Regions from separate parts of the Homo sapiens genome. Here region 1 is linked to region 2. The links are chromatin contacts, found by Hi-C or POLR2A ChIA-PET in ENCODE. All regions are on one chromosome and are shown on one strand. Each heading gives the region's core, a stretch centred on a gene start or an enhancer-like site at or near the end of the contact. The rest is flanking DNA. Distances are from core to core; before and after follow the strand shown.

Region 1 (4,920 bases), core at 1,846-4,345, 110 kb after region 2:
CAGCCCTTTGGGAGGCCGAGGTAGTGCCGATCACTTGAGGTCAGGAGTTCGAGACCAGCCTGGCCAATATGGCAAAACCCCATCTCTACCAAAAAATACAAAAATTAGCCAGGTGTGGTGGCACATGCCTGTAGTCCCAGCTGCTTGGGAGGCTGAGGCAGGAGAATTGCTTGAACCCGGGAGGCAGAGGTTGCAGTGAGCCAAGATCGTGCCACTGCACTCCAGCCTGTGTGAGAGAGCAAGACTCTGTCTCAAAAAAAAAAAAAAAAAAAGAGCTTTTCTATGGGTCACCTCATTGGATGCACATAGCTCCCTGGTTGGATGGTGCAAGTTCTCTTATCCTCATTTAACAGACAAAGAAACCAAGGCCTATGATCATTAGTGGACTCAACCAACATCACTGTACTGAGGTGAGGCTATTATATACTCAGTGCTTTGGCATCTTCCCAGGAAAGGTGACGTTGTGACCTCAACACCCGGATCCCATAGCAAACAGGCCCAAGCATAGTGGTCTTGGATGAGAGTGCTGCCTGGCAGAGTCGCCCGCTCCCACCGTAGAGTGACTGGAAGAGCCAGCTAGACACTCTTTCTGGGGAGGCTAAGTCTATGGGATGTGAACATAGACGAGTTGGGAGCTTGGACAAACGCTGAAAGACAAACAGAGGGAAAAGTCAGGGAAGCAGAAAACATGAGTCAGCAGAAGTCATCAGTCAGTAGAAACCATGAGTCAGCAGAAGTCATCAGTCAGTAGAAACCATGAGTCAGCAGAAGCCATGAGGCCTTGGAAGCCCAAAGCAACAGTCTCAGGCCCATAGATTGGCTGGTGGAATGGGGAGCAGTAGACAACAGTCTAGAGACTGGGTGTGGTGGCTCACGCCTGTAATCTCAATACTTTGGGAGGCTGAGGTGGGGAGATGGCCTGAGGCCAGAAGTTCAAGACCAGCCTGGGCAACACAGTGAGATCCCATCTCTACAAAAATTAAAATAAAATAAGAAGTAGAGCTAGAGAGTAGTTAGAGCAGTTTATCTGCAGAACACTTCAGTGGGCACTGCAGAGTGGTAAATCCTGAAATACTTTCTTTATTTTTTTTGAGACAGAGTCTCAGTCTGTCATCTAGGCTGGAGTGGAGTGGCGTGATCTTGGCTCACTGCAACCTCTGCCTCCTGGGTTCAAGCGATTCTCATGTCTCAGCCTCCTGAGTAGCTGGGATTATTGGCATGCGCCACCACTCGGCTAATTTTTGTATTTTTAGTAGAGACAGGGTTTCACCATGTTGGCCAGGCTAGTCTTGAACTCCTGACCTCAGGTGATTCGCCCGCACAGGACTTCCAAAGTGCTGGGATTACAGGTGTGAGCCACCGCGCCCAGCCTAATCCTGAAATACTTTCCACTCTCAGCAAGACCTGGCTGTGCCTTACTAGTGACTGATCCTTTTTCCCTGTTTCCCCATTTCCTTTATTCTAAGCCAGTGATTCTCAATTACAGGTGACTGTGCAATTACAACATCTGGAGATCCTCCCTCACTGGGGGACAGGTCCTACTGGCACCTCATGGGTAGAGGCGAGGGATGCTACTCAGCATCCTACAGTGCACAGGACAGCCCCCATCACAAAGAATCATCCAGAAAGTCAATAGTGCAGAGATGGAGAAACCCAATGGAGGCCTCCTTTCAATCAGTGTTTTAGGGTAGGTAGGTTCTCTGGAGCAGAAGCTGAGACAGACTTTGAGGTCCAAGGGATCAACATTGTGAAAGGGAGGAAGAGAAGGAGGAGGAGGAGGAGCAGGAGAAGGAGGAGGAGGCGGTAGCAGGACTGGGCATCAGTGAGATGAGGGAGATGAAGTTGAGTTGAAAAATAAAATAAAATAAAAGTGATTTCTTGCTTGTGGCATTTTTAGCTTGTGCAAATCGTCCCCGTAATATTTCTTCTTCCATTTTTAAGAAGTTGAACTGTGATGTGGGCACAAGACCTTGGCCAGCCCCATGGGCATAGATGACCTGTCAGAGTTGTCCCTGCCATGGGCCAAATTGGCCAGGTCTTTATATTCCTGTAGGGGTCAGTCACTGGATACAGGCTGAACTGGGAAGGGTACAGCCTGTGCGAGCTGGCTGCAGACAGCAGAGGCAATTCCTGAGGGGGGCTGACAGCTGTATGCCATCTGTGAGCCACCTTCCCAGCAGCTGAACTCTAAGTCCTTCCTTGAAGGCGGATCCAGGTGGCTTATCACCGTGTTCATCACAATGAATAACCATTGACCTGCTAGTTCATGCATCCACTAATTCAGGAAGTTTTGATGAAAAGAGCAGTCCCAGTTAGAACCTACACATAGATGAGTAGGTCTCCATAAGCCAATGCGATTAGCACAACTGAAGACAAAGGAGAAGCCTGGAAAATAAAATTTATATTTCTAACTTTGTTTTCCCTAAGTCAAATGAGATGCATACAACGTATCTCTTGGTCAGCATTAAGATGAATGGGTGAATTGATGAATGAATGAATGAGAGGTTGCAGTGGCTCATGCCTGTAATCCCAGCACTTTGGGAGGCCGAGACAGGTGGATTGCTTGAACCCAGGGGTTCAAGACCAGCCTGGGCAACATAGCAAGACCCCGTCTCTACAAAAGATTTTAAAATTAGCTGGGTGTGGTGGCGTGCATCTGTGGTCCCAGCTACTCAGGATGCTGAGGTGGGTGGATCACTTGAGCCTGGGAGGTTGAGGCTGCAGTGAGCTATGTTTGCACCACTGCACTCCAGCCTGTGTGACAGAGCAAGACCCTATCTCAAAAAATAAAGAAAGAAAAGAAAAGAAGGGGGCATAGTAATAGTGGCCATTGATTATTTAGTGTGCCAGGAGCTCTGCTAAGTGATCTATATATATGATCTCTCAACCTCACAAAAGCCTTTTAGGGTTTTTCACCCCATTTTATGGATAAGGCTTGACTTAATCACCTATTGCTGCAGAACAAACTACCTAAAAATATAGTGGCTTAAAGCACTCACATGGCTGTTGGCTGGAGGCCTCAGTTCCTCCACAGGGACATTCCCACAGGGCTGTCGAAGGCTCCGCATTCCCTGGCAGCTGGCTTCTCCCAGAATGAGTGATCCAAAAGACTCCAAGGAGGAAGCCACAAGGCACTGGGTGACCCTGCCTTGGAAGTCACACAGTGTCACCTAGCCACATTCCTTTACTTAGAAGTGAGTCATTAAGCCTGGCCCATGCTCAAGAGAAGAGGAGTTAGGCTCCTTCTTTTGAAGAAAGGAGTAGCAAAGAATTTGTGGGTATTTAAAACCACCCCAAGGCTCAAGCTATATAATTGGTATTTGGTGAAACTGGGGTTTATCCATTCATTCATTCCATAAATAGCAGCACTTCTGTCTTTGCAGTCCAATGTGGTAGCCACTTGCCACATAGGCTGTTGAACAGTTGAAACACAGTTGATGTGCCTGAGGAATTGTATTTTTTATTTTATTCAACTTTATTTAATTTAAATTTAAAACTAAAAAACTGATTCATTTAACTGTTGGAAAACTTTGACATCTGTTTGGAATAACTTAGCCTCCTTGTAAATTTTATAAAACCTAATAAGATCAAGTATTTCCAGCCGGGCACGGTGGCTTATGCCTGTAATCCCAGCTACTTGGGAGGCTGAGGCAGAAGAATTGCTTGAACCCAGGAGGCGGAGGTTGTAGTGAGCCGAGATTGCGCTATTGCACTCCAGCCTGGGCAACAGGGCAAGATTCTTGTCTCAGAAAAAAAAAAAAAAAAGATCAAATATTTCCAATGAAAATTTAGACCCAAATTGAGATGTGCTGTAATATAAAATATACACTGGATTTTGAAGACTTAGTATGAGCAAAAAATAATGTAAACTACCACATTCACATTTTTGTATTGATCACACGTGGAAATGAAAATGTTTTTGGATATATTGGATTAAATAAAATATATTACTAAAATTAGTAAATTAGTTTTATCTGTTTCTTTTGACTTTTTTTTTTTATTTTAAAGAGACAGGGTGTCACCCAGGCTGGGGTGTTGAGATCATAGCTCACTGCAACCTTGAACTCGTAGGCTCAAGCGATCCTCCCGCCTCAGCCTCCCAAAGCACTGGGGTTACAGGCATGAGGTACCACATGCCTGTACCTTTCTGTTTCTGTTTCTTTCTGTTTTTTAAGGTGGCTGTTTAAAAAATTGTAAATTATTATGCCTGTAACTACTAGCACTTTGGGAGGCCAAGGCGGGCAGATCTCTTGAGGTCAGGAGTTTGAGACTGGCCTGGCCAACATGGCAAAACCCCATCTCTACCAACAATACAAAAATTAACCAGGCCTGGTAGTGTGTGCCTGCAATCCCGGCTACTCTGGAGGCTGAGGCATAAGAATCACTAGAACACAGGAGGCAGAGGTTGCAGTGAGCCAAGATTGCGCCACTGCACTCCAGCCTGGACAACAGAGTGAGAGTCTTGTCTCAAAAAAAATTTTTTTAATTAAAAATAAATAAACTACCTATGTGGCTTATCTTATATTTAGATGAATGGCACTGTATTCCATACTAAATGCTATGGATCCATAGTTCCTACTTTCATGGGGCTTGCCATCAAAAGAAGACAGCTATTAAGTAATTAATCCAAAGACTCAATTGAAAAATGATGTTACAAGGCAGAGATCAGGGGAGCTGTGAGTTTCACAGGGGATCTGGCCCAGATTGGCCTGTCTCCTAAGTAAGCCGGTGATTTGAGAAGGGAGGGAGTTACAAAGCCCAGGCGTGGGAGCATCTGGTGGGAGGTGGATGGCAGAGTCTCTGCACTGGGGGACAAGGCACCAGCTCCCGGGGTTCAGAGCCAGAGGAAGCGGATGCACCAGGAACGCTGTCACTTTGATGTGCAGGCAGCGAGGCGGCAGGGCGCGGCTGGGCTGCCCT
Region 2 (4,538 bases), core at 1,773-4,272:
TGCAATGTGTACGCTTCCCCATTAGCACAATTATCACATCACTAATGAGGGCTGCCACCATTTATTGAGCTGTTACTATATGCCAGGCTCTGTGCTAAAAGTTTTCCCCAGATCATCTCATTTAGAACTGGCATTAACCCGACGAGCAGATGATTATTTTATGAATGAGCACACTGAAGCAGAGAAATGGGAGTGCTTGACCAAGGTCACCCGTTTGGGGAAGCAGGGCGAGTACAGGTCAGTTCCACTGCACACTGCAGGCCCTGAACCTCCCAATCAACTATACTGTTCTTTAGTTACCTGCAAATTCATCCCCTCTACCGCTAAACCTGGCTCCCTATGTCTCCTAGGGTATTGGATTTTTGAGAACAGGAAGGCACAACTATTATTTTAAAGAAATTATATGAACTGGTGGGGCGTGGTGGCTCACTCCTGTAATCCCAGCACTTTGGGAGGCCAAGCTGGGAGGATCACGTCAGCCTAGGAGTTCAAGACCAGCCTGGGTAACATAGGGAGACCTTGTCTCTACAAAAGAATTAAAAAGATAGCCAGGCGTGGTAGCATGCACCTGTAATTCCAGCTCCTCATGAGGTGGGAGGATCACTTCAGCCTGGGAAGTTGAGGTTGCAGTGAGCCATGATCACACCACTGCACTCCAGCCTGGGTGACAGAGCAAGACCCTGTCTCAAAAAAGAGGAAAAGAAAAGAAAAGAAAAGAAATTGTATGGGCTGGGCGTGGTGACTCACGCCTGTAATCCCAGCACTTTGGGAGGCCGAGGTGGGCGGATCACTGGAGGCCAGGAGTTGGAGATCAGCCTGGCCAACATGATGAAACTCCGTCAATACAAAAAATACAAAAATTAGCTGGGTGTGGTGGTGTGTGTCTGTAATCCCAGCTACTCGGGAGGCTGAGGCAGGAGAATCGCTTGAACCTGGGAGACAGAGGTTGCAGTGAGCAAAATGGTGCCACTGCACTCCAGCCTGGACAACAGAGTGAGACTGTCTCGAAAAAAAATAAAAAATTATATAAACTTACAATTAAATAGATACATTGAATTGAAAGATAAAAGTAATAACACTAAAACTCCTCACTTCTTAATTTACTATGTTCTCCCATTACCTATGCTCTTAAGATTATGATATCTGTTTGGTGAAAATTCTCTACAGTGTCTGCTCCTGTGCCTGTCTTCCCAACTCTGTGTTCAGTGACCTCCCCTTGGGAGTTTGAGATTGACTTTGGTGGGAGTATTTACACCATAGAAATGGGCAAATGCTATATACCAGGGTTTTCCTCCAGAGAACTAGTTATTAAACATTGACCAGCACCACTGATCACAACATTTGTGGTAGGTATTATAAGCCCTTTTAACACAGAAGCGACTGAGGCTTAGGAATGCTAAGTGATTTGGCCGAGATCAATGGCTAGGCAGTGGTGGAGCCAGAATTCGATTCCAGGTCATGTCATCTCTACTGCGTGGATATACCTTCGCGATTGCTGAAGAAGGAAAAATAAAACAGAAGCTCACTCCTTTCCAACCTACTCCCACCCCAGATGCTGCCTTGTGTCTGATTAGTAGAAGCAGAAGGTTGTTGGAGTTGGTTCCAATAGAAGAGTAGTAAGTCCTTGGCCTGGAAAGGAGGGAGTGAGACAAGAAGATGACAAGTTAAAGTTTTAAACAGACTGAAATCTCATTCCACTCACTTGAGCATTCAAGAGCTAGTGCTAAGTTGGCCAATTAAGAGTAATTTCATCTCTAGCGCCTCTTCGAGAGTTATTTAAATAAGACTTTAGAATTAATCTTTCATTTATCCCAAGAATGAAACGCCATTCCTACCCTCCACCCTCCCGCCACACACACACACACACACACACACACACACACACAAATGGAGCCACTCTTTTCAAAAGGATGAAGTGTGGTGTTAAATTAACCTTATTCATCCCACACCTGAGCTGCGGTTCTTCCTGAACTGTGTGGACCTAGCGTTAAGTTGTTGCTTCTTTCAGCTCCACGAGTATTTTTAAGTAGATTCAAAGTCCCTCTTGTGAATGAATCATGAACTCAGCAAACGTCAGAAGAGCCTAAAACTCATCAATTGGTAAATATCATTTGTGCAGTGTTTAAGAGGGCAGATAACTTGCCTCCTCATACAACCCTCATGCAGATGAGAAGTAGGTAATTAAGTCCATCTTAGCCATCTCCTCCCAACTCCTTTATTCTTCCTCGTGAGGATCTGCAGTCTCAGTCTTTGATCTTTCTTTGCTCTGTCCTGAAGTTTCCCCGGCCATGGAAGGAGTCTTGAGCAGAGTGTGAGAATGGCCAGGTGGCGGAAGTGTCTGAGAAGATCCTGCATCGATCCAGAAGCAGTGGGATAAGGAAGGAGCACTGGATGGAAGTCAGGTGTCCTGGGGCCCAGCGCTGGCCCTGCCACACATGGTGTGAGCGCTGAACCCCTGTCCACCTAGCAAAGGTCACATGATGTCCTGGACCCCTGTCCTGTCCTGGACCCATGTCCTGTCCTGGACCCATGTCCTGTCCTGGACCCCCTGTCCACCCAGCAAAGGTCACATGATGTCCTGGACACCTGTCCTGTCCTGGACCCCTGTCCACCCAGCAAAGGTTACATGATGCTGTCTGTAAGCTTCTTTTTATGGTTCTGATATCCAAAGCCACTTAATAGCGTGGAACTTCCACTTCTCCAGTTTAAAAGGTTAAATATGTATATCAGGCTGGCTGGGCTCAGTGGCTCACGTCTATAGTCCCAGCTACTGGGGAGGCTGAGGTGGGAGGATCACTTAAGCCTGGGAGGCGGAGGTTGCAGTAAGCCAAGATGGTGCCACTGCACTCCAGCCTGGGTGACAGCGAGCCCCTGTCTCAAAAACTGTATATGTATATAAGGGCCTACATTTTTGGTTAGGGAGAGAAAGAGAATGAATAAGAAGCTGGTTCTTGTATCTTGAGTCATTACAAACTCCTCTCTCTCCCCCTGCCTGAGGCGTCCTCCTTCTTCATTCTCTATTCAGTTTGCAAGGCTGTTATTCCTGCCAAATGAGTCATTGATGTGGGAAAGTTAATTTATTTTGGCAGACATCACCATTGCTCCGAGAAATAGAGACTATGCACCCACTGTCGCAGAAGACACAAATTATCGTGGTGATTCATTCATTCCTCCCTGCATTCATTCATTCCCAGAATACGTGATTGTTTCTGGAACATACACAAATGGGCAACCCTACCTGTTGTTTTCTGTCTCAGAGAGTAGATGTGAGAATTAAATGAGGTAATATGTAAAAGTGCTTATATAATAATAATAATAACTAATCCTGATTGAGCACGTATTACGTGTCAAGCTGCGTGGTAAGCCTTTTACCTGCTTTATTTATTGTCTTTGATCCTAACACTGCTCTGCAGGGCAGGGATAATGAGTACTTTATTTCAGAGATTCAGAGATTGAAGCTAGGGCAGGTCAAGGTGACCTGGCCACAAGTCATTAAACAGTGCACAAGTGGCAGAGGGAAGCCAGCCCTGAGTCTGGACTTGAAAATATTGCATCATGACCCATATTTATAAGGTATTGATCACAAGGCAGGCATTGGACTTAGAACTTGCTTCTTCTCTCCCATCTTACTCACTTGTCACACAAAACACCTGTGACGTGAGTGCTGTGATTAGCATCTCTATTTTCCAGCTGAGCAAACTGAGATTTGGAGAAGGGAGACAAGTTGCCCAAGGAGTCTCAATTACTGCAGAGCAGAGCTGGGTGCAGGGACAGGAGTCTGGGCTCAGAGGACACTCTGTCTTCACTGTGAGCAGAGAGAGCAGAGAGCTGGCACTTGGGATGTGGGTGTGCCATTTTTGTTAGCCACACTTACCATGAGCACCATGGTCACTCTCTCCAGGGTGCACACATGGTCCCAGGCAATAGATCCTGTGACAGAGACAATGCTGTGGGTTCACCAAATCTTATATTCAGGCTCTGAGACACACAAAGGGGCCCCGGCAATTGCTGAGCGCTGACTAATGGAATGTGGGAGTAAGTGATGAAGGTCACTTCCAGGTTGAGCCTTAAAAAAAACAAAATCCTGTGATCCTATATCTGCTGGCCAGACACAGCAGAGAGTCCCTTGGAAGATCCTGAGATCTTGAAGGACAATGAAACTATCAAATGGAGGATGCCTGGATCCCTGAGTGACTGCATGGAGCAAAGCTCTTTCCAACCTCCCAATTGAGCTGTATTGGACTGTGGTTTGGACCTCAACCTTTACTGGGGTACTCACTGAGATGGGGTTGTTTTTACAGCAGTTAGCTACCTTTACTCATACAGATGTTTTAAGAAGTGTATTGGTGCAATCCTAGCTCACTGCTGACTTGAACTCCCGGGCTCAAGTAATCCTCCCACCTTAGCCTCCTGAGTAGCTGGGACTACAGGTGGCAGCTATAAGAAGTGGTTTTTTTTTTTACATAATCATATTTTGGTCTCGAGTTGCCTTGGGAAAGGGCTTGCCTCCACCAGAACTCAAGCTTCATGAAGGTCTA

What was found. A loop is a pair of places that touch in the nucleus more often than their neighbours do. ChIA-PET counts read pairs that join two places held with the same protein, here RNA polymerase II (POLR2A). Pooled maps may share reads with other maps.
Region 1: a loop to region 2 is called in a pooled map, with 2.0 times the contacts of the local background. The contact joins two enhancer-like sites. A Hi-C loop is called at or near these places in 1 of 50 pooled maps. POLR2A ChIA-PET finds 5 or more read pairs at or near these places in 7 of 52 experiments (A673, H1, PC-9 and 3 more).

What each region holds. Positions count from the first base shown.
Region 1 is chr12:116,492,321-116,497,240 of GRCh38, forward strand. No RefSeq gene overlaps it. Among named protein-coding and RNA genes, the nearest start is that of LINC02457, 21 kb to the right of the region's middle. RefSeq lists an enhancer at 4,476-4,920. Within about 2 kb of position 3,096, at least 5 of the 41 ENCODE cell types and tissues checked have a DNase peak (open chromatin) inside an H3K27ac peak, as active enhancers do; they include PC-9, where a contact is called at or near this core.
Region 2 is chr12:116,387,114-116,391,651 of GRCh38, forward strand. No RefSeq gene overlaps it. Among named protein-coding and RNA genes, the nearest start is that of MIR4472-2, 39 kb to the right of the region's middle. Within about 2 kb of position 3,023, at least 6 of the 41 ENCODE cell types and tissues checked have a DNase peak (open chromatin) inside an H3K27ac peak, as active enhancers do; they include PC-9, where a contact is called at or near this core.